Linked DNA regions of Homo sapiens: all the other regions are linked to region 1. A link is a loop called in an ENCODE intact Hi-C map of the cell type or tissue named here. Cell type or tissue: MCF 10A. All regions are shown on one strand.

The links. Peaks named below come from ENCODE experiments on the same cell type or tissue, not always from the same donor. Only the 100,000 strongest peaks of a DNase experiment are listed, where the experiment ranks them.
Region 2: a loop joins it to region 1, with 19 times the contacts of the local background. A loop is called at or near these places in 89 of 110 quality-filtered maps.
Region 3: a loop joins it to region 1, with 4 times the contacts of the local background. A loop is called at or near these places in 2 of 110 quality-filtered maps.

What each region holds. Positions count from the first base shown.
Region 1 is chr22:43,270,995-43,278,994 of GRCh38, reverse strand. All of the region lies in intron 4 of SCUBE1 (signal peptide, CUB domain and EGF like domain containing 1), which reads left to right. SCUBE1-AS1 (SCUBE1 antisense RNA 1) reads right to left here and starts at 3,053. Exons shown (of 2, transcript NR_134582.1): 1 at 2,984-3,053. RefSeq lists an enhancer at 775-1,275. In MCF 10A, a CTCF peak has its summit at 4,904 (motif pointing left); DNase peaks (open chromatin) are centred at 3,284 and 4,894.
Region 2 is chr22:43,343,057-43,351,056 of GRCh38, reverse strand. It overlaps SCUBE1 (signal peptide, CUB domain and EGF like domain containing 1), which reads left to right and starts at 7,685. Exons shown (of 22, transcript NM_173050.5): 1 at 7,685-7,883. The coding sequence starts at 7,796. RefSeq lists a silencer at 4,398-4,543. In MCF 10A, a CTCF peak has its summit at 4,434 (motif pointing right); no DNase peak of the experiment used is centred here.
Region 3 is chr22:43,900,816-43,908,815 of GRCh38, reverse strand. No RefSeq gene overlaps it. Among named protein-coding and RNA genes, the nearest start is that of PNPLA5, 13 kb to the right of the region's middle. RefSeq lists an enhancer at 3,153-3,653. In MCF 10A, a CTCF peak has its summit at 4,198 (motif pointing right); no DNase peak of the experiment used is centred here.

The DNA.
Region 1 (8,000 bases):
TGGCCTGCAGGCTGACTGGACACTGTCCTTCCCCCAAACCTGTCTCAGCCCACAGGTGTCCTCAGGAGGCCCAGCCCCACCCTCCCGCAGCTCAGGTGTCCTCGACAGGCCCAGCTCCACCCTCCTGGAGCTTTGCTGTGGTTTCCATACAGGGTCGCCTGATGCTCACAGCCACCCTGTGACATGCTTTGGATAAGTACTAATGTCCCCATCATGGGAGGGAAAACTGAGCTTCCCTGAGCTGCACTGGGGGGGCAGGACTTCAGGATCAGGGGCTGGATTCTGAGGCCAATGTCAGTTCTTTTTGCCCTGCACCATCCACTTGCAGACTCAAAGAAACAAGCCAATGGACAGAGACCCATGGGCCCTCCTGAGCCACCTCAGCCACATATTGATAGGATCCTATCAGTGTGCCTAGCTGTCAGGTTCCTATTGGCTCCTGGGACGGGATTCCTATAGGATCTGGGCCAGGCCTTGACCTGAGGGGCCCTAGCACGGCTCCTGCAGGGCCAGAGACATCCCCTGCCCTGTTCCAGGGCTTTCCATTATCAACTGTGAGTGCTGGGGCAGCACGGCTAGGAACTTCCTGTTTAAAGAGAGGGTGTGGCCATGCCTCCGAATCCCATCCCAGCCTCAGCACCTGCCTTCTTCAGCCACTCCTTGGAGAAGATCAGCCAGGCAAGGGCGCCAGGCAGGACATGTGGGGTTGCAGGTTCTCCTCGCTCCCTTGCCTGCTGCAGACCAGGTGGACAGGAGAATAAACAGCTCCCTTGCTTACTGGAGAGATTTATGGTGCTACCGGAGGAGGCCTGTCCTGGCCCTGTGCGGTCCGGAATGGCCCTCAAGGTGGGGACAATAAATCCAGCCCATTATTTTTTATGAGCCTCCCACTCCATAAACAACTCTTTCGGCTGGTAAGCCCAGCTTCACGCCCCTCTCCTGGCCTGGCCTTGAGCCGGCGCCAGGGGCACCCCCAGTACTGACTTCACATCAGTGGTATAAATTTCCCCTAAGCTGCAGAACTTTCAAATCTCCCAGAGTTGTGGGTGCAGGGCAGGGAGAGCTGCAACCCAGAGGGCTAGGCCAACAGGTAGCTTGCCCAGCCCTGGCGTCCTTCTCTGCCACAAGTCCTGGGGCAAACATTCATATATTTTATGACAGAATTGTTTACGAGAATTAAAATGAGATCGTATATACAAGACATCGCCTCATGTAGAGCCCGGTCCAGATCACTAGAACTGTGCAAAGCTGTCATACGCATCATAGCTGAGCATAGTGCATAGACTCTGACACGAGTCATCAGATCCTGAGAACAGTCTGTGTCATGTAGCTACCCCATTTTGCAGGTGAGCAAATGGAGGCTGAAAAGCAAAGAGACTTGTCCGTAGTGAAGAAGTAGCAAAGCCAAGATTTGCACCCAGGCCCAACCGCCTCCTAAGATCAAAGACACTTGATGAACCAATGGATGGGGGGCCAGGGGCAGGGGTGCTGTGCAGCCCAGATGCCCTGTGACACAAGGAGCCCCTGTCTCGCCATGCTGCCCTCTGCCTAGGGCTGCGCTGCCGTCTTTTGCCTGAGTTAGTGCGGCAGCTGCCTCACAGGCCTCCCTGCCCCGCAAGCCTTCTGGTAGCAGCCAGAACCACTGCTCTGCCCAACCCTCTGGCTCTGTCATTCCCCACTCAAGACCTTCCCATGGCTCCTGAGAGGAATGTGGTTCTCTGCAGCCTGTCCTTGCTTGGCATGTCATGAACCAGCCATAGTGAACTTCTCATCCCGGCCTCTGCCCACACAGCTCCCTCTGTCTGGAACTCCCGCTCATCCTGACTGACCATCGCTCACTGAGAACCCTCTACACCTTTTCCCCGCACACCTCCTGATCCCCCAGGTGGAACCTACGCATCCCTGCCTCTGTCTCATTCGGCCTCCACCCTCAGCCTCCCTGCCCTGTCTCTCATGTCTCTGCTCCCGGGCCTTTCTCCCCCAAGTGAGGATATGCCCTTGGACACAAGGACCCGCTGGCCCCCCAGTGTCCAGCCTGGGGTCTGTAGGGAGCAGGCAGTCAGGAAAAGCTGAGGCGAGGTCATGGAGTTGACGTGCGTGAGAACCGAAAGCATGCTGCCCTGGAGGGAAGCTGGCCTGCACGCCTGTTCTAGAGTGAAGTAGCAGAGGCCCTGGAAACACCATGTGTCCTGTCAGAGGTCACTTAGCATGTTGGGGGCAGAGCTGGAACTTGTCCCAGGCCCCTAGGCTCCAGACCAGTGCCCACCCCCTACACCGTAGCCCACAGCCTGGCTTCCCACCTGGGGTTTGTGGGCACAGGCCCTACGCATGGAAAGTCATGCAGATCTGGAGTGTGGGTTCGGAAACCACCGGGCAGATGCCTGGTTGGCAGAGTGGGGAAGCAGCCGAGGTCATCCTGGGTCATTAGGGAGTGGTGTGAGCCCTCCCTAGCCTCATTAGGGAAATTGGGTTGTGACTGTGGCCACAAGGCCAATCTCCTGGTGGGACGTCTGCCTGGCCACCCCTGGCCGCAGCATTCCCCAGGTCCTCGTCACCCGCCTGAGGCCAGCCAGGTGGGTTTTTGTCTCCCGGCCTGGTGGCTGCTTGATTATGTCACCAGACTCTTTCAGCATGTACGTCCCATGGGACTTCTTCCCTTCCTCCTCAGCCCCCGATCCTGGCTCCTCCTCTGCCTCAGCCCTCTCCTAGCTCTCCCCTAAGCTTCTTGAGTCTCCTTGCTGACCAGCAGTGGCCACTTCTCCAGCTCTGACCCCAGTACCAACTGTCCCCTAGACGGGGACCCCAGCTACAGAATTCCCACCTGCCCAAAACCAAACGCAGCATCTTCCCATCCTCCCAGACCTGTGCTTCCTAGCGCGTCCCCCATCAGTGGGGCACCAGCGCTGGGGTGCTGCCTTCACCCTTCCCCTGTGTGGCTCCCACATCCTAGTGTGACCGGATCCCACGTCCGAGCTCTACTCACCTCCCAAACCCAGCCAGCTTCCTCACCCCTGTTGCCCTGCCTTCTTCAAAGGTTGTGGTTGCTAATTGGTGTCCCTACCTCCGCCTCATCCCCCTTCCCTCCTGCATCCTGCAGCCGGGGCGCTTTCTCCGCCCCCCTCCGAGTTCCTCCATTGTCAGGCACTGCTGCCTTCCTGCCTCCCAAGGCCTCCCACAGTCCAGTTCCTCTCTCCTGGTTCCTCCCCATCTGCCTGTTGTTCTCCCTGTTACGGCACACGTGCCCTTTACTGATTACAACCTCGGTATGTGTCATCCTCTGCCTTTACTGCCATTTCCCATTCCCCTCCCTTCCTGGAGAACTCTTAGTCATCCATCAAAACCCAGCGCACTTTCACCTCCTCTCTGAAGCTGTCTCTGACTCTTAGGCAGGCGTGCACGTCTTCCTCTTTACTTGCACTCATGTGTTTGAAATGGTTCAGCCCTCTACTGCAGGACCAGTCCATGAGCTCCCAAGAAGGGCAGGGATGTGTTTAAGTCATCCTTGTGTTTCTCACGTCTCACACAGGGCAGGGTGCAGAGGAAAACATGCCGCATGGGAGTGTAGAGGAGATGAGACCATCTCATGAGGGACTCATGCCCGAAGTGTGTGCATCATCCGTTCACAAAGTGCCTTCACACCCCTCGTGCAGAGCAGTGTGCCCAGCCCACCGCCAGGAGAGGGACGCCCAGCGCGTCGTGGTTTGCTGGGTCCTGCACTGCTGTCCCACCTTGCTCCCTTCCACAGCTGGTCAGCTTGCAGGTCTGCCGGCTTCTCTCCACGAGGCCTCTCCAGCCCCAGTTTGTCTGTCAGAAGCGCAGAGACCCCCAGCCTCACTCCCCAGGCCTCTGCATGGGCTTGTTCCTGCTCCAGAACACCTTTCCCTCCCGCTGCCCAGCCTCGCCTCCACATCACAGAGCGCCTGACTCCTGTGCCCCCAGGGCACATCACAGATCGCCCACACGTTTGTCTGTTGAGTGCAGCGACAAGTCACCAGACTAAGTTTGAGTCGGTGGCGGGAATTGGCTTATGTCCCCAAAGTGGCTGTACCTGCCGATGATCCAAACGTACCTACTGTGCCCCGAGCCCATGAGCCCCTTTTGTCCTCGAAGGGCCATGAGAAGTACCCGCTGCCGCCCCTCATGCACAGCTGAGGGAGAGGAAGTGAGCGCCACTGCTTGTGACGCAGCCGGGACTCCAGCCCCAGGCTGTGGCTCTGCAGCCCCTGCTCCTTTCTGCGGCATGTGGGTGGACAGTGGTGGAGAGTCACTGGCTGGGGCTCGGGGACGCTGCTCACAGCCTTACAGATCCTCCTGTTCGTGTGTCCACAGTGCTCTTACCACTGTCTCCTTCCGGGTTCCCAGGGCTGCTGTGGGAACACTTTTGGGATGCTACCACCTTGGCCCCCATGCCTGGGCGCCCTCCATCTCGTCACCTGCTGGAAAGGAAAAACAGACCTTTTCCCTGTTCGTGGCAGGCCATGGCCTGGGCACCTGCCTGAGCTCTCTGGCAGTAGGAGCTAAGGGTGGCACTAGACAGCCTGTCCGTCCGCCATGGCTTCCTTTAGGGTCCCTGTGGAGGGCAGGGCAGGGTTGCCAGATAAAATACAGAGTGCCCATTTAAACTGGGATTTCAGATAAACAAGTAATTTTTTTTATTATAAGTATGACCCATGCAACTTTTGAACATACTTATACTCAGGAAGTATTGATTGTCCACCTGAAATTCAGATTGAATGAGGCGTCCTGTATTTTTATTTGCTAAACCTGGCAACCTGAGGGAGGAAAGAAGGACACCTCCAGCCTCCCGGGCCTTGAGGGAGTAAAGCTCAGGAGGTGAGTGAGTCTCTTGACTCTTGACTTCTCTGGTGCAAGACCTCAGGTCCGTGGGGGCAGAAAAACTTGATTGCGGTGACACCTAGTGACCAGCCTGGGAAATTTCAGGAATCAAGGGAGAGGAACGGGGAAGAAACGAGGCAGGGCAGGGGCTCCAGGTGAGGAGCCAGCAGGCAGGGGAGAGGGAGCGGGCCAGCCTTACAGAGCACCCCCTGCAGCTTGAGGGATCTGAGCTGGAGCCCATCACCTCTGTTACTGCCCTTGAACACTCTTACAAAAGAAAGTTTTAAGCTGCGCGTGGTGGCTCACACCTGTAATCCCAGCACTTTGGGAGGCCGAGGTGGGAGGATCGCTTGAGCCCAGGAGTTCGAAACCAGCCTGGACAACATGGTGAAACCTCATCTCTACAAAAAATACAAAAATTAGTCAGGTGTGGTAGCGCACACCTGTAGTCACAGCTACTCCAGAGGCTGAGGCAGGAGGATTGCTTGAGCCCTGGAGTTCAAGGCTGCAGTGAGCTGTGATTTGATTACACCACTGCACTCCAGCCTGGGCGGCAGAGTGAGACTCTGTCTCAAAAAAAAAAAAAAAAAAAAAAAAGAGGGTTTTAGTCTCCCCACTTTATAAATTAGGCAACAACAAGTTCTAAAACCACATGCCTTAGAAAGGGCTGGGATGGGGACGCAAATCAGCGCTGTCGAATCAACCTGCCCCACCTCGGTGTTGCCCAACCCATAGAGCTTTCTGTGGCTCTGCAAATGTTTCTTGGTCCTCCCAACTGTCAGAGACAGAACCACCTCCCATTTCACAGAGGCAGCTTTCTAGGGGTTCCCGGTGCCAGGACTGGTCAAGGCCCTGGGGTGGGGAGAGGGTGCTGAAGGGAGGCTGGCATCCATCCTGCTTTCGGAGAAGCTTGCCAGGAGCCAATCACAGTCCCAGCTCTGTCTGTCTCCATCTGTGTACACAGTGCGTGCCTGCCAGTGAACCGCATGGCAGTGACTGGGTCTCAAACTGAGAATGAGCGTGTGGGGTTGGACACCCTTCCTCCTCGGTCTCAGCCCAGGGCCTGCACACAGCTGGTGCTTAGCAAAGGTTTGTCAATTGAGGGAGTGAAGGAATGCGTGAGCTGAAAGGTCAAGGGCAGCAGTCCTTGTGTGCCACCTCTTGATGTGAAAGAAAGAGCGCTGAGCTTGACCGAAAGTGGGAGGCTGCATGTGAACTCTGCACTGACAGCTGCGTGACCAGGGCAAGTCACAGCCGCGTGACCCAGGACAGTCACTGTCTCGTGGGCTTCAGCCTCCTCAGTGGAAATGGAGAGGCTTCACCTAGATGCTCTCCAAGGCGCCTTCCAGTTCTAGCTTTCCAGAAAACCAATCCATTCTGGTTTTTGCTTGCGTGTAAACACAAAGCAGGACAATTTCTCTCGGAGCTGTGGCCCATGTCCGTGCCCGGTGAGCTCATCAACCAACCACCTTGCAGGTGTTTATTGGGCACCCATTCGGGCTTCACTGTGGTCCGGCCCCTAGGAGAGCAGATCAGGAGGAGGCGCAGACAAGGAGCGGGCTGGTTGGTAGAAAGGCCTGCGCCTGCCTGGAATCCTGGGGCTGGAAACCAAGGAGGCACTCCCTAAATATTTGTGGAATGAAGGGGCACGTAAGCACACAAGCAGTTGAACGTGGAAGGCGTTGGGAGCCAGATAATACAAGATGTGGACTCTTGTGGCTGGAACAGCTGGGTGGTGAGTGCTGAGCCAAGGCCTGTGCACACCCAGGACGACTAGTCCTCTGGGGCCTGGCAGGAGCCTTTGAACCCTGAAAGAGGGCCCAGAGTCGGTGTCAGAGCAGAAGGGACGGTGCTGCGAGCGTGTGGAGTGGGTGGGAAGGGGACCAGGCAGAGTGGGCCAGCTTCTTTGCTGGGTCACACACCCAGCTGGGACCCAGGACCCCAAGAGGCTCTGGGGGATAAACTCTTTCCCCTACATCCAATATGGCATATTGGTCAAAGCAGAGGGGGCAGTGAGAAGGACGACGAGAGGAGCAGAGTTCCCTTGAGGGACCGTCCAGGCTGCCAAGTGGGTACCAGGGCTGATGAGGTGTGAGGTGAGCACTTAATGGAGGGGCTAGAACCCCTTTGGGCCTGCCAATGGAGTGGCCACCAGGGCATCAGCTCCCTACTCCCTCACACAAGGTAGAAGACCTGGGGCGGCAAGTCTCTTGATCTGTCTAAGCCTCAGCATCCTCACCTGTCCGGTGAGTGCTGGTTGTACCTGGCACTTGGTCATTGAGATGTTCAATTAGGAATGTTTGCAAAGAGCCCACTGTGGGGCCTGACACAGGGGCGCTCTGGGTAAGTAGAAGCCCGCAGTCTTTGGTCACTTGCATTTCCCAGAGGGGACTACCCCCTAGGGATGCTGCCTGGGGGTGGCTGGGCTCGGGGCCAGCTGGGGGTCTAGTCCGGGACCGCCAGCTGTTGGTTCCCGGCAGGCCTAGATTTGCCCCAGAGAATGTAATCTGGGGGATACAGGGTGGAAGGCAGAGCCGTGTGTTTCTACTGAAGCCGAGGCCGCACCGCGAGAGGCTCTCAGTGTGCCACTCCAGGGGCAGATGCTGTCAGCATGGAATTAGGGGATCCAGGGGGAGCCAGAACGGCAGCCAGGTCTGGGCCTGCAGACAAGCATACCACCGTTGTCTGAGAGTTGGCCCCTGTTCCGACACAGTCCAAATCCAGAGTAGCTGATCCCAGGCCGCTCACCAGTGAGCTTGTGTTTATCAGACGGTTTCTGTGCATTCACTGGGTTTCTGTGCATTCACTGAGTGTTAGGCATTGTACAGGGGACGAGGGCAAAGAGGTTACTCAGGTGTGGGCCCTTTTGAGAATGCCCCATCTGGAGGGAGGGAGACAATGTGTAACAGGTACAATTAGTGTGGTGAGTGCTATGAGCAAGGAGGGAGCAGGGGAGCCCCAGGCATGGCCCCAGTCCAACCTAGGCACTTGTGGAGAGGGTGGAAACAAGGAGGGCTTCCTGGAAGAGGTGACACAGAAACAGCATCTCAAGTAACTAGCCAGAAGTTGCCATTCAGAGGAGGGCGAGAGCGTGTCCCAGGCAGAGGAAAGCACCTTCTCAAAGGCTTAGGGTGGGAAGGGAGCGGGGGTTGTGCAGGGCGGCC
Region 2 (8,000 bases), 72 kb before region 1:
GAAAGAGTAGGATCTTTTCTTTTTTTTTTTTTTTTTTTTTTTGAGATGGAGTCTCATTCTTATTGCCCAGGCTGGAGTGCAACGGCGCGATCTTGGCTCACCACAGCCTCTGCCTCCCAGGTTCAAATGATTCTCCTGCCTCAGCCTCCTGAGTAGCTGGGATTACAGGCATGCGCCACCACGCCTGGCTAATTTTGTATTTTTAGTGGAGATGAGGTTTCTCCATGTTGGTCAGGCTGGTGTCGAACTCCCGACCTCGACCACCCGCCTCGACCTCTCAAAGTGCTGGGATTACAGGCATGAGCCACCATGCCTGGCCAATAGGAGCATTTTTATTGACTATCATGGTTATACCTGTTTGAGTGGCAAAGAGTATGTACTCTGGAGCCGTAGTACCTAAGTTTGACTCCTGGTTCTGCTGTGTGACCTCTCTGTGCCACATTTCCACACCTGTAAATGGGGATAATAGCACCTACCTCAACTAGTGCCAGTAGGGTTGTAATATATGTGAAGTGTTTAGGACAAGGGCTGGCATGTCTGTTATTTGTCAATGGCGTTATTTCACAGAAGCACCCCCCACCCCCCCACCCCTCCGTGCAATGATTGAGCAGGACTTTTTTGGCTGCAAGTGGCAGAAACCAACATAACTGTCTTAAGAGCAGAAGAGATGACTCAACTAGGGCCTCAAACAGTGTCGCATTCCTCCTTTCCCCTCCTTCTCTACTTTCTCTCTCTCTCCTCTTTCCCTCTCCAACTCTCCTCTCTGCCTCTCTCTGACTGGCGGATCCATTCCTCCAGGCAAGCCGTCCACACAATGGTAGGACCACAGTGACAGGCAGCTCTGGCCACCAGTCCCTTACTGCTTCATACCCACACAGGAATGAAGACACCCCACACACACATCCAGCTCCACCTAGAGAATCCCAAGGAAGGCATCTCACTGGTGTGGCGCCATTGTGTGTCCCTGTCTACATGGCTAGGAGGTAGATTACAATGAATGGCTCAGCCAGTCACCTGTTCACTTCTGAGGGCTTGGGTTGACACGTGGAAGGGATACTAGGTGCCCAGGATGTCTAACTAAGCTGTACACTGGGTATACCACAACATTTTGATCTAAGCGGGAAGACGTCGACAGGCCGACAGGTTCCAGGTTTCAACACTCTCCCGGTGCTCATGGTGGAGGGGCACGCCGGGCACAAATGGGGCTCAGCACAGAGGCTGGTGCCCGAAAACAGGGCCCCTGAGCTGAGCCTGAGTCTGTCTTCCAGAGGCAGCGGATGGGGAAGGGCATCACAACAAGAGGGAATGGAGTGAGCTGTGGCTCAGAGGCGTGGGGTAGAGATGAAGCGTGGGAGTTTACCAGACAGCAGGTGAGGATGGAGAGGCCCACAGAGCACCATGTCCAAGGGTCTTGAGTGGATTTTGTCCTACTGGCGGCAGGGACTGGCGAGGTCAGGCAAGCCCTTTGAGAGCTGCCTCTAGCTACTCTGGTGTTATGAGTTTGAGTCTCAGTGGGTGAGAGCTGGTGCCAGTGGGCGAGGGGATAGAGAGGAGAGGTTACGAACACAGTGCTGACAAGGGGTGGGGAGTGGAGAGAGGAGATGAGAGGCATCCTCCAACCCCAGCTGGGAGTCCTGAGAGAAGCAGGCTTGGGCAGGAGGAGCTGAGGGCCCACTTGGTGGACTTTAGGTGCCTGAGGGGGCTCCAAATGGATGTGTCCAAGGGACAGCAGATCTATGAGGCTGGGCCTCAGTTTCCCCAGCTGTCAAATGAAGAGCATAGGCTGGGCTATCTCTAGGATTGATCTGCAGCTTTTCCTGTAAATGTGTCCATGAACTTGCAGCCATGAGGCAATGGGTGGAGGTGTGCCTGGTACACTGCAAGGCTCCACGTGGTGTGGCTACAAGGGAAAAGCAGCTAATCCTCCAGCTCCCGCTGGAAGACTCCGGGAAGTCCTTCTTGGTGTTGTCTCGTCTTTTGTGTCTCCTTGGCATGTGGAAGGGCGGTTCCAACAGATTTGGGGACTGTTAGAAAGATGAGAAAACATAAAACTGAGTCATCCCTAAAACCAACCCTGTGAGTTATGAACTGTTACAATTTGACCACTGTATTAGTCTGTTCTTGCATTGCTAGAAAGAACTACCTGAGACTGGGTAATTTATAAAGAAAAGAGGTTTAATTGGCTCACAATTCTGCAGGCTGTACAGGAAGCATGGCTGGGAAGGCCTCAGGAAACTTACAATCATGGCGGAAGGCGAAGGGGAAGCAGGCTCGTCTCACATTGTAGGAGCAGGAGGAAGAGTGCAAGGGGGAAGGTGCTACACACTTTTAAACAAGGAGATCTCGTGGTAACTCACTCACTATCATGAGAACAGCCAGGGGGAAATCCGCCCCCATGATCCAATCACCTCCCGTCAGGCCTTTCCTCTTCCCACATTGGGGATTACAATTGGACATGAGATTTGGGTGGTGATCTGGTTTGGCTGTGTCCCCACCCAAATCTCATCTTGAAACGTACTCCCATAATTCCCACGTGTTGCAGGAGGGACCCAGTGGGAGATAATTGAATCATGGGGGTAGTTCCCCCATGTTGTTCTCATGGTAGTGAATAAGTCTCATGAGATCTGATGGTTTTATCAGGGGTTTCCGCTTTTGCATCTTCCTCATTCTCTTTTTGCCTGCTGCCATCCATGTAAGATGGGACTTGCTCCTCTTTGCCTTACACCATGATTGTGAGGCTTCCCCAGCCACATGGAATTGTAAGTCCAATTAAACCTCTTTCTTTTGTAAATTGCCCAGTCTCAGGTATGCCTTTATCAGCAGGATGAAAACAGACTAGCAGAGGTGGGAACACAAATTCAAACACTGTCAGCCACTATGTGAAAACCACTTTTCTCAATATCTAAACTAAAAAAGTAAAACTTGAAGCATTACAGCCAGGAGTGCCCTACCACCCCCACGCCCCTCAGCCCTTTGAGTCTCTGAGTGTGTTTCATTAAAGAAGAATGGTTAAGAGTGTGCCATGGGGGGTCACACAGACCTGGGTTCAAATCCCACCTCTGCCACTTACTAGCTCTGGGATCCTGGGCAGGCAGCCTGAGTCCCCATCTCTGCAGGTGTGAAGCAGAGATGGCTCACAAGCTTAGAAGATATAACGCCCGGGACATCTCAGCAGAGTGTCTGGTATATATAATGCTCAACACACGTCAACTATTGTTACCCCCCCGGAAGGAGACAGCAGCAACAGGTCAGAATATGCTGGGTGACACAACTCAGGTGGGACGTCTCAGAATCTGGAACGTGGGTTCCTGGGAACTAAGACCCTCACTTGACAGGTCAGGCCAAGAAATGGGCCTGTGTGGCCGAAGGTCATTTAGGGATTGCAAAAGTCTACCCTCAAAGGTCTAAAAACATGTGCAACCAGAGGAGGCTATTATGCAATTTCACTTTTAATTAAAAAAAAAAAAAAGGATGGCTGGGTGCAGTGGCTCACGCCTGTAATCCCAGCACTTTGGGAGACGGAAGTGGGTGTATTGCCTGAGCTCAGGAGTTGGAGACCAGCCTGGCAAAGTGGTGAAACCCCGTCTCTACTAAAAACACACACACACACACAAAAAATAGCTGGGCGTGGTGGTGTGTGCCTGTAATCTCAGCTACTCGGGAGGCTGAGGCACAAAAATTACTTGAACGTGGGAGGCGGAGGTCGCAGTGAGCCAAGATTGCGCCATTGCACTCCAGCCTGGGCGACAGAGCGAGACTGGGTCTCAAAAAAAAAAAAAAAAAGAGAGACAGAGAGACAGAAAGGATGACAAAAGCATTTAAAGGAATCAATATGGAAGCTTGACATCTATGTAATGACATTTTATGCTGGCAAAGAAATTTATTTTCTGAAAGAACTTCCACAACTATTATTAAGCAAGAGAATTCTTCATGAGGAAGTTTTTAAATTGTGAAGTGTTCTTAACTGGTTGTATATTACTACCATCTGCTACTATTAGTAACAGTACCAGTACTAGCAGTAGTGATAGTAGTAGTAAGAATAATCATCGCATGTCCTAAGGGCTTTATGTACAAGATCTCACTGAATCCTCCCCACGGGTGAGTGAAAAACACTAGCTAGCATCACTCTCATTTTACTGATGAGAAAACTGAGGTTTGGAGAGCTTCCACACCATTTCTGCTGTGTTGAATCTTCCCGACAACTCTAAGAGGTAGGTCACCTATACAGAGGAGGAACCTGAACCCACAGAGATGTCAGTAGATTTAGCTAAGGTTACAGGGTGTGGTCTGAGAGCAGACCTGCCGGGTCCAGGGCCTCTGGCTTTCCCAGTGCTGAGGACTGGGGTCGGCCGCTGGGGTTGGGTCCGAGAGGGTGTACCTGGAAGGAAGCAAGAGGGGAGCTTCCTTCCCTCCTCTTCCACTGAGACCTGTGTGAGGCGTCACCAGGGGGAGCCAAAGGGCCCCAGGTCAGCCACTCTGGGCCCCTGACGACTGCCATCCTACTGGTTGGACCAGCTTCCCCACCGAGGCACAGACGTGGAGGTGGGCAGGACGGAGTAGGCAGTTGGATTCACTCTCAAGACCCTGTCAAATAGCCAAAGATTTGGCTTAAATCCTCCTTTGGCTTATTGTTCCTTTTTCCTGGAGCAATAAGAATGATCAGTTAAATGATGTCTGCCTTGTCTCTTTGTTCGTTCATTCACTAATTTAGCAATAATTTCTTAGGCCCCAACTAGGAGCTGTGGCCTCAGATATAGATCAGCTGCAAGCCCTGCCCTCGAGAACCCCCAGTCTAGGAGAAGACAGAGGTAAAACCCAGAGCGAGCCAAGCTCTGATGAGGTAACTCCAGGGGACTGCGGAAGCCCAGAGGAAGCCTCACACCCAGCTGGAGGCAGGGGTCAGGGTATGGGCAGAAGAGGAGGGGTGGGCCCTGTGAAGAAGGGAAACCAAGGGTGCTCCTGGCAGGGGAAAGGGTGCAGGCTCTGGGGTGTGAAAAATAGGACAGCTGTGGGGTTCCCTTTGCAGCAGTTTGGTGAGGCTAGGGACCGTTAGAAAGATGACAGAACATAAAGCTGAGTCATCCCTTACATCCCAAAGGGGTAAGAGATGACTTGTTTGCAACACAGAGAGCTCATAGGTCATTTGGAGGTGACAGGAGCCATAGTGTGCTCCCTGCCAAAGTCACTGTGCAATTCAGCAGCCTTCGGCCTCCACTATCCCAGCTTGGCATCCAGAGGTTCCAAGCCATCCCGTGCTGGAGGCCTGGCTATGGGTTCCCACCTGCCAGCCCACCGCAGTGCAAAACAGACTCATCCGTTTCTGCACGCAGCCCTCCAGCACATCACTGTCATGTGCATACAGTGCTCTGCAGTTTTCAAGATGCTTCCAGAACATTCTCTGGCTCACTTATTCAGTCCTCGCCTTCACTCATGGACCTTGGCAGATTCTCTATTTGTTCTTCTCATCCATTAGGCAAATATCCTCTTTATGTTCTGTGTCTAGCCCAGGTCACCTGTCCTAAGAGGCCTCCCTGACGGCGCCCTGGGGCAGAAGTGACCTCCTCTTTCTCTGCTCCACAGGCCGCCTCCTTTCCTTCACCTGTGAGGGGCTTACAGGTGTGTCTTCTCTCCATTTCCCTCCTCCTCTGCTCGCTGAGTCCTCCACATAGACAACAGCTGCCTAGAAGGAACCACTTTCTCTCTGCCTGCACACCTTAGAGGGTGATAATTCACCAGCAAACTTGACCTGAGCAATCGCTTGGGGGCAGGCTGGGGACTACAACTTGGTACAAGGGACAGCTACCTCTGGGCTGAGGGGTCACAGAGTAACCTGCCTCCATTCCTGCCTTGATTTGTGGGGATGGAGCCTGGAAGAAGCTTCTCTTGCTGCCATCAAGCTTGAGGGGCACCTGGCTAGGGCTGGGCGGGGGGGTGCCTAATGACCAGGCACATTAGAGGGCATTGTTTCAAGTAGGTCAGAGCCCCCTGGAAGAACCTCCCCCACCACCTCACACTGCTTGCCCTGTTGCCCAATGCACAAGATAATATGTGGTTCTGAGGGAACTCCCCACCCCCTGCAGAAACTCAAAGCTACACAATTGACGGGGACAAAATAAAGCCTGTCAACAGCATCTCCCAAATTAAACCAGCAGCCAGGAGCAGCCGTGCAGACCGAAATGTCTGGAGCAATGGGGTGGGGGCTCAGTGGAGACAACAGGCAGCGCTTCCTTCTTCTTTGGGCATCTCTGGACCCCCCACACCCCCGATCCCCATGTAGGGGACCCCTTGCCTCAGCCACCAGGCCCGTGCCACAAGCTGATGTGAAGTCAGATGGGGTGTGAGAGCTGGCTGGACACAGATTTAACCTTCCAGGGCTGAGGAGCTCGTCTACGGTAGGTTGGATGAGGGCGTGAAGAAGCATGTGTGAGCGTGTGTGTGCTGGAGGGTGTGAGGGTGTGAGGCTGTGTCTGAGTGATTGCACGTGAGAGCATGTGTCTGCATGTGTGACTGTGTGTGTGTGTGTGTGTGTGTGTGTGTGTGTGTGTGTGCGTGTGTGTGTTGGGGGCAGGAAAGGGAGCTGGTGTGGAGGGGCTCAAACTGGTGCAGGCAGAGTGGACAAAAAGAGAAAAGAGTTGTCTTTGAGTTGGGCCTGGAGAGCAGGAGAAGAAAAAAGGAGCTCTTATTGGTGGTTGTCAAGGAGATGGGCCTTGGGGTTTGCTGAACTTTCGTCCCTTAAAGCGTCCTGCCTGGAACTGAGAGGGGCCATTTATTTCCAGCCGCCCGTCCCTCCCAGGCCCGGTGGGACCAGACCCGAAGCCAACCCTCGCCAGGCGTCAGGTGTAGACCCCAGGCCAGGCCAGAGCAGTTCCTGGGTCTTCGGACCGGGATGCCCGCCCTGCCCCTCCTCCTGGCCCCGCCCGGTCTGTCACAGGGGGAGGCCTCGGCCTCGCATTCCGGGCAGCGAACTTCGCCGGCCGAGGTTAGCCCCGTGCGGGGGCCTCCCGCGGGACCGACCGCCAAGCGGCATTGTCCGTCCCGGGCGCCCGCCCGGTTCCAGACGCAGGTCCTGCGGCCGCCCCGTGACAAGCACACTGACGGGCCACTGTCCTTTGACGAGTGCTAAAAAGTTCGTTTGTTTTGAACGTCAATTTTCAAGTGATCTTCACGAGGTTTCCCCTCCCGGTTCCTTCGCTGCTGCCTCGCCCGCACTCGGTCCCCAGTAGGTGCTCAAGAAACGTCCAGCAAACGGCAGCGCAGGCGAGTCTGCTCTGCGCGCTGGCGCGTTTCACTGCCCACGGATGGCGGGCGACCTCACGGGATCCCCGGTTCGCAGGATCCCCGCCCCCGAGGCTGCCTCTGGGCCGGGAGGGGTTACCCCAGAGGGGCGTCCACTCTCGACGGCGGGGGCCGGGGCGCCGCGGGCAGGGGAGGGCGCAGCCTCCAAGCAGCCCCAGCCTGGCCTAGACCCCGCGCCTAGCGAGCCGGCCGGCCAGGCCCACACCCCCCACCTGCCGCCCGCCCCAGGGGAAGGGTCCCCCCGACGACGCCCGAGCCCCCCTCTTCCTCGGAGGGCCGGAGGCCGGCGCCCATTGGCCGGCCCTGGGCGACGCCCCGCCCCTCCGACGCCACGGGCCAATGAGCGCGCGCTGTCAGCTCATCAGCCGGGCTGGCTGGGCGGCTCGGGAGCCCGAGCGGTGGCGGAGCGGCGAGCAGCGAGCAGCGCCTGCGGGAGCGGCCGGTCGGTCGGGTCCCCGCGCCCCGCACGCCCGCACGCCCAGCGGGGCCCGCATTGAGCATGGGCGCGGCGGCCGTGCGCTGGCACTTGTGCGTGCTGCTGGCCCTGGGCACACGCGGGCGGCTGGCCGGGGGCAGCGGGCTCCCAGGTAAGCCCCCGACCGAGGTGGGGGGCGGCGGGCGCGGGGGGCTCGGGCGGCCGAGGCGCGGTCCCGGAGGGCTTCTTCCCCGCGGATCCCGAGCTCGCCCCGCGCGGCCCCGCGCCC
Region 3 (8,000 bases), 630 kb before region 1:
AGGTTGAGCCATGGCCCCCACCCCGGCCCCTTCTCTGGGCCCCTCCCCCAGCCCTCGTCATTCTCCCTCACCAAGTAGGTCTCCAGAAAGGCTCCAGGTGGAATGCCAAGTCCACACCACACTGACTGGCTAATCACAGTTAATCTGGCTGGTTCAGTTTCTGCAACTGTAAAAGGAGACTATGCTGAAGACACAGTCCTAGCTCTTTGGTGTTCACCCCTGGGCAGAGGGCAGAGCTGAGCCCATCTAAGATAGGAAAATGATGTCGATATCTGAACATTCTGTGGCTTCTTAGGTATCTGAAATTTGTGGGGTTTTTGTTTGTTTGTTTGTTTTTAAGATGGAGTCTTGCTCTGTTGCCCAGGCTGGAGTGCAATGGCGAGATCTCAGCTCATTGCAACCTCTGCCTTCCAGGTTCAAGGGATTCTCCTGCTTCGGCCTCCTGAGTAGCTGGGATTACAGGCACCCACCACTACACCCGGCTAATTTTTTTGTATCTTTAGTAGAGGCGGGGTTTCACCATGTTGGCCAGGCTGATCTCGGACTCCTGACCTCAGGGGATCCAACCGTCTTGGCCTCCCAAAGTTCAGGGATTACAGGCGTGGGCCACCCCACCTGGCCTGAAATTTTTTTAAAGGCAAACGACACCCCATTGCTGACACCCCAACCCCCTGACAAGTGAACCCTTGTGACATCCAGTTGACACATGTTCAACTCAAGAACTCACGCAGGGACAGTCGCTGCGGAAATGGGGACACCCTCCATTCAACCATTCTGGACACTTCCCTCTTCAGAAGGGCATCCACTGCCATAATCTTCTGTTGGAGAGAGGATTGTCTGAAAAAACAGGAGTCAATTTCACCCAGCGTTCTTTAAACACACCCAGAAGTGTGTCTACCGGGGCGAGGTCCCAGCCACTCACTGCAGACTGGGGTTCTGGGCTGACTTTGGAGACTGGCCCCGCAGGTTCCCCTGGCGCTGTGGTCCCAACATTGTGAGTCGGGACAAATATGCTCCTTCCCGCGGAGGCTTTCTTCAAACTCTTACAGGGGTTTGTGACTGCAGGAGGTAGAAATCATACTTTACCAGTCTCAGCCTTGAGGCTGACATGGAGCGGAGACTCTGCGTCGTGTGGAGCCGAGAGAAGTCAGTTCACGGGGACCTGGGGACTCCCCATCCCTGCATCTTCTCCACATTCTGCAGAAGCGTCTCTGATGCCCACCTTCTGGCAGGGCTCAGAGGCAGCCTGGGTTTTGCTGTGGAGCCCTGGGCCAGCCCCCACAGGAGGTTGGACATGGGGCAGGGTTCTCAGGTGCCCCAGGGCCTGACCACATCCCATGGAGGAGCCACAGCTGCTTGGTATGAGTATAGAGAGAGCCCACAGCCCACCGCAGGACTCAGATGCCATTTGGGAAGAGGGGGGCCTGAAGCACAACCTGTAGGAAGAAAGAGGGGAGGGGTCAGCAGGACATGAAACAACTCCATCCCCAACCCTCTGAACCAACAGGCACCCTGGCACCCGAACAGGTTGGCACCCATTGGGGCAGGGCCCAATCACTACTCTAGGCAAAGGGAGGGGACACCAATTAGGGCCCAGACCTCCTAATTAGAGGCCTCCGATCTGGCCCAGACCCACTGTGTGGCCTTGGCCGAGCCACGCCCTTGCTGCTTCAGTTTCCCCACCTATAAAGTGGGAATAAGAAGGCCAGAGCTCCAACGTCACAGCTGAGCCACACACAGAGGACCAAATGAAACAGGTGCCTGGGGTAGCTCTGCAGAACCTCCAAGCCTCGTGCTGTCCCAGGCACACTTTCCATTTGCTCTGTGCTAAAAAGTAAAGGCTTCTGGCTGCTACAGAGGTGAATTTCTTTTTTTCTTTTTTTTGAGATGGAGTCTCGCTTTGTCACTCAGGCTGGAGTGCAGTGGTGCCATCTCGGCTCACTGCAAGCTCCACCTCCTGGGTTCATGCCATTCTCCTGCCTCGGCCTCCCGAGTAGCTGGCAGTACAGGTGCCCGCCACCATGCCCAGCTAATTTTTTTGTATTTTTAGTAGAGATGGGGTTTCACTGTGTTAGCCAGGATGGTCTCCATCTCCTGACCTCATGATCCGCCCGCCTTGGCCTCCCAAAGTGCTGGGATTATAGGCATGAGCCACTGTGCCCGGCCGAATTTTTTTTTTTTTTAATGAAACAAAACAAAACAAAACAAAACTGAGGACCAGGTGTGGTGGCTCTTGCTTGTAATCCCAGCACTTTGGGAGGCCAAGGCCAGAGAGAATCACTTGAGCCCAGGAGCTTGAGACCAGCCTGGGCAACACAGTGAGACCCCCATCTCTTAAAAAAATTTATTTTTTAATTAACAGGACATGGAGGCACGCACTTGTAGTCCAAGCTAGTTAGGAAGCTAAGGTGGGAGGATCGCTAGAAACCTGGAAGTTTGAGGCTGCTGTGAGCCATGACTGCACCTCTCCACTCCAGCCTGCACAACAGAGGAAGACCCTTTCTCAAACATAAAATAAATAAATAAATGATAATTAAGGGCTTAGATTGAGGGGGCCTTGCACATCTGGGCTCTGCTGTTAGTTCTTACAGCTTAAAGGACACATATTATAGCACATCGCTGTAGACCTGTTGGGAGCATGTTTATCAGGAATTTATCTGTTTTCTCATTATCTAAAACACTGGGCTCCCACCCCCAGCCCCCACCAAAAAATAAACAATTATTCCATCCAACACTTACTGAGTCTCTGCAGCCTCGTGGAAGACAGATGGTGTGGCGGATGTGGGGATTGGCCACAGGGTCAGATGAAGCAAGCTTAACACCACAGACAGCTCTGTGACCTCGGGCAGGGCTGAGAAGTGGGGATGAGACCTCCTCCCTGGAAGGGTCGCTGTGACGATTCCATTAATGTCTCCACAGAACATGCTGGACAGCGCCTGGCATGGGGTAGATGTTCAAGAAACAGTAACTGCTAGCGTTACAATCACTGTGACTGCTAAGATTATAATTAACACTGTTTTCCAGAGGGATTCATGGTCCCTGCTTTCTGGAAGTTTCTGGGTTGGTGGCCAAAACACATAAATTTATAATCAAAAATAGGAAGAGCTCTAGCAGAGTAGCACAGGACAATTGTGGCTTTAATAACGAATTATAACGGCGTGTACTGTGACAGCACGCTACGTCGTAGGCACTGAGGGCAGGAGGTGCACCTGGATTTTGTGTCATGCTCATCATAGTAACTCCGTGAGATCCGTGGTACTATTACCCCTCTTCTATGGATGAGGAAACTCAGGCCCAGAGCATCGTACCCAGGACCCACAGCTAGCTAAGAGGTGGAACCAGCGTTTGAACCCAGGTTGTCAGATTATCTCCTCACTAAGGGAATGGCCACCTCAGGTGGGAGGGAGGAAAGGGAGTCAGGGCGGGCTTCTCGGAGGAGGTGACGTTGCATGCACCTGCACACACCCCCTGGGGCAGGCCAAGGAGGCTGATGGATGAGTGCGGGAGGGAAGCATCCCTCCTGGCCCTGGCCTCAGACCCCCTGGTGTCTGGCCCTGCCAGGCTTGTGCCCTCTGCCAGCCTTGTGCCCCTGCCAGCCTTGTGCCCTCTGCCAGCCTCTCTGGCTTAGCAGCACAACCCATTGTCCTCAATGCCACAGTCCCCTCCCCTGGTGACTGACAAGCCCCTGGGCAGAGCCGCTCACCTCTGACCAGGTGGCCAGTGCCGAGACAGGACGCACTGGTAGGAGGCGGCCGGCATGAGCCAGAAGCAACTCTCTGCCCCACGGCTTCCCTCAGGGCTGGATGGGAAGAGACCAGAAATACTTTTTTTTTTTTTTTGAGATGGAGTCTCACTCTGTAGTGCAATGGTGTGATCTCGGCTCACTACTGTGGGTGGCAAGCCACCCAGGCGCCAAGGCAAGAGACAGAGGACACGAACTGTTCCAGTATAATAAAATATAAAACAAGAATAGTTATACCAGATATAGATCTTAGATATGATTATATATGAATATCATTAATCATTAGTTTGTAGCAATTACTTTTTATTCCAATGTTATAATAATCCTCTCTCTATAATCATAGCCTAGGAAAAACCAGGCCATACAGAGATAGGAGCTGAGGGGACATAGTGAGGTGTGACCAGAAGACAAGAGTGCGAGCCTTCTGTTATGCCCGGACAGGGCCACCAGAGGGCTCCTTGGTCTAGCGGTGATGCCAGCGTCTGGGAAGATGCCTGTTACCAGGCGGACCGTGGTCCAGCGGTAGCAAAAGGTGTCAAGGAACAACACCCGCTACTTAGCAGACCGGGAAAGCGGGTCTCCCTTTACCCGGGGGAGTTTAGAGAAGACTCTGCTCCTCCACCTCTTGTGGAGGGCCTGGCATTAGTCAGGCTCGCCTGCAGTTATCCAGAGGCCTAACCGTCTCCCTGTGATGCTGTGCTTCAGTGGTCACGCTCCTAGTCTGCCTTCATGTTCCATCCCGTACACCTGGCTCTGCCTTCTAGATAGCAGTAGTAAATTAGTGAAAATACTAATAGTCCCTGGTATGCAGAAATAATGGTGTAAGCTGTCTTTCTCTCTGTCTCCTCTCCTTCTCTGCCTCGGCTGCCAGGCAGGGAAGGGACTCCTGTCCAGTCGACACGTGACCCACGTGACCTTACCTATCATTGGAGGTGACTCACATTCTTTACCCTGCCCCTTCTGCCTTGTATCCAATAAATAACAGCGCAGCCCGACATTCGGGGCCACTACCGGTCTCCACGCATTGGTGGTAGTGGTACCCCTGGCCCAGCTGTCTTTTCTCTTATCTTTTTGTCTTGTCTTTATTTCTACACTCTCTCGTCACCGCACACAGGGAGAGACCCACCGACCCTGTGGGGCTGGTCCCTACACACTACAGCCTCTGTCTCCTGGGTTCAAGCAATTCCCCTGCTTCAGCCTCTCCAGTAGCTGGGATTACAGGGGTGCACCACCACACTCGGCTAATTTTTTGTATTTTTAGTAGAGACGGGTTTTCACCATGTTGACCAGGCTGGTCTCAAACTGCTGGCCTCAGGTGATCGGCCTGCCTTGGCTTCCCAAAGTGCTGAGATTAGAGACATGAGCCACTGTGTCTGGCCTAGAAATACTTTTAATGAACAGAAGGAGTCCGGCCTGCGAAAACAACTCCTCCTGACCTGGTATCCACACCCAGCTCCCACCCCAGCCCTTCCAGTCCCCACCACGTCCCTCGCAAATCAGCCCTGTCTCTCCCCACTGCCTCTGCCCCCGGCTGGCCACCATGATCTCTCAGCCAATCTTTCCTTTCACTGTGCCTCTCCATAAAAGCTGCTTCAGGGCCAGGCGTCCCAGCACTTTGGGAGGCGAGGTGTGTGGATCATTCGAGGTCAGGAGATTGAGACCATCCTGGCTAACATGGTGAAACCCCATTTCTACTAAAAATACCAAAAATTAGCTGGGTGCTACTCAGGAGGATGAGGCAGGAGAATGGTGTGAACCCAGGAGGCGGAGCTGGCAGTGAGCCGAGACCACACCCCTGCACTCCAGTCTGGGTGACAGAGCAAGATTCCGTCTCAAAAAAAAAAAAAAAGCTGCTTCAGGGCCTGCTCTCAACCCTCTTCCACCCCGGTGTGTCTGCAGGGCAGGCTGGCCCCCGGGGGCTGCAACCGCAGTCCTCAGTAAGGATCGTCAGCTCTGACAGGCGACTGGGCCACGGCTGTGGGGAGGAGGAGGTATTTGAGAATCTGTGTGTGTTGGGTCGGGGGCAGCATAGGGAACACGTGGTTTGGGGAAGGTGATTCTAATGCAACCCCACCCCCTTGAAATCCAATCTTTATAACTGGAACAATTTTAGGCCGGGCACAGTGGCTGTCATGCCTGTAATCCCAGCATTTGGGAGGCTGAGGTGGCAGGACTGCTTGAGCCTAGGGGTTTGAGGCCAGCCTGGACAAAATAGGGAGACCCTTTTCTCCACAAAAAAATTTAAAAAACGATCTGGGTGTGGTGATGCGCACCTGTAGTCCCAGCTATTCGGGAGGCTGAAGTGGGAGGATCACTTGAACCCACAAGGTCGAGGCTGCAGTGAGCCATAACCACACCACTGCGCTCCAGCCTGGGCAACAGAGCCAGACCCTGTCTCAAAAACAAAACAAAACAAAACAAAACAAAATTGGAACAATTTTAGGCATACCAAAACGACTGGAATTTGTTTTCAAAATGTGGATCAGTATGTAGAAACACATAAGTAATCTTTTTATAAAAGTCTTACATTTATTTACTTATTTAACCTCAAACTTTTGGCCTCAAGAGATTCTCCTGCCACAGCATCCCAAAGTGCTGGGATCATAGGCATGAGCCACTGGGCTCAGCCTGAAAAGCCTCACATGCATTTAAAGTGACCTGGAGTCATTTGTGATGAGCAAAACAGATGCCTCTTAGAGAAACCATGAAGAGGGACACAGGGCAGCTAGAGACCAGACCAGCCTTAAGGATGCATCTTCCCCTTGAGACCAGGACCCCTGCCGCACCGGCAGCAAGCTGGGTGCAATCCACTGGGGAGCCCTGGACTGCTGCCCAGGCTTTCTGAGGCGCAGGCAGAGTGGAAATGGCTGGCCCTCTTTCTGGCAGAAAAGGCAGCACCCGGAAATGAGCATTTAGGCTGAGCCAATGGGCAGGGGCAGATGTCAGATTTCAGGTTATCCCACAGAGCAAGAAACAAGCAGCTGCTCCCAAATAAAGAGCAGCAGGAACTTGAGCCTGCTAGGGGAATTTCTAGCCTCTAGAAATAGTCCTGAGGTGGGGTAGGGTGCCTGTCACCCAGAGAGGAAAGTGGGGCAAGAGACCCCGGTGGCTTGGCTCGGAGCTGGGGCTCCACAGATGCCCAGGACCAGGGAGCAAGGGTCGGCTCCTGAAGGTCATGGGGAATCAGAAGCCAGGCTGGGATCCACGCTGCATTTGTGTGACCTGAGCGCAGTGGTCCTTGTGTGAGAACAAGTGGATACTCTCAGATGAGTTTTTTCTTAAGAGCACAAGTGAGAACCGGGGTTGCAGGAAACACAAAGGGGCTCCAACCTCTGCCAAGCACTTGGAAGAACACAGAAGCTGAAGGCTGTCCTTGGTGGGCTGGTCCACAAATAATCCAGTGGGGAAATGGGGGAGAGAGAGGGTGGTCCAGTTGGAAGGCTACAGCACCAGCAGGCACTCATGTTGAGAGGGAGGGTGGCTGGACCATGGAGCAAAGACCGGGTCAGGATTGAGGAAGGAGCATTGGCGGGAGGTGGCCACCAGCCAAGGGTGAGTGAGAAGGCATCAAGAGCCTCTCTCAGCCAGGCGCAGTGGCTCACACCTGTAATCTCAGCACTTTGGGAGGCTGAGGCAGGCGGATCACAGGAGATCAGGAGGTCGAGACCAGCCTGGCAAACATGGTGAAATCCCATCTGTACCAAAAATACAAAAATCAGCCAGGCATGGTGGCAGGTGTCTGTAATCACTGCTACTTGGAAGGCTGAGGCAGGAGAATCACTTGACCCTGGGAGGTGGAGTTTGCAACGAGCTGAAACCGTGCTACTGCACTCCAGCCTGGGCAACAGAGCAAGACTCTGTCTCAAAAAAAAAAAAAAAAAAAAAAAAAAAAGCCCCTCTCAGGTGTCTGCCCTGGCAGGGTGACAGGTACTCGTGGGTTTGGTGACAAGGTGATGGCAGGGTGACAAGGCCCTGGTTCCTGCTCCCACTCCTTAGCTGCCTTTGTCTCTCCTGTGGCCTCCTCTGCCTGCTCACTGGGCCACCAAGCCACGCTATGGCTTGTCCAGCACCCTGGCCAATGCCAGGCTTGGCACCTCCCCCACTGGGTGCCGTGTCTCTTGGCAGCCCGGGTTCCAGGGGTGGTCTGTCCATACAGCCCTTGGCTGGTTACCTGGAGCCCCCCAGGCCCACCCCTACCCATGATGGGTACCCAGAGAGTGCTGGAGACAAAGCTCCTGGGCAACTTTCTCCCTGACTG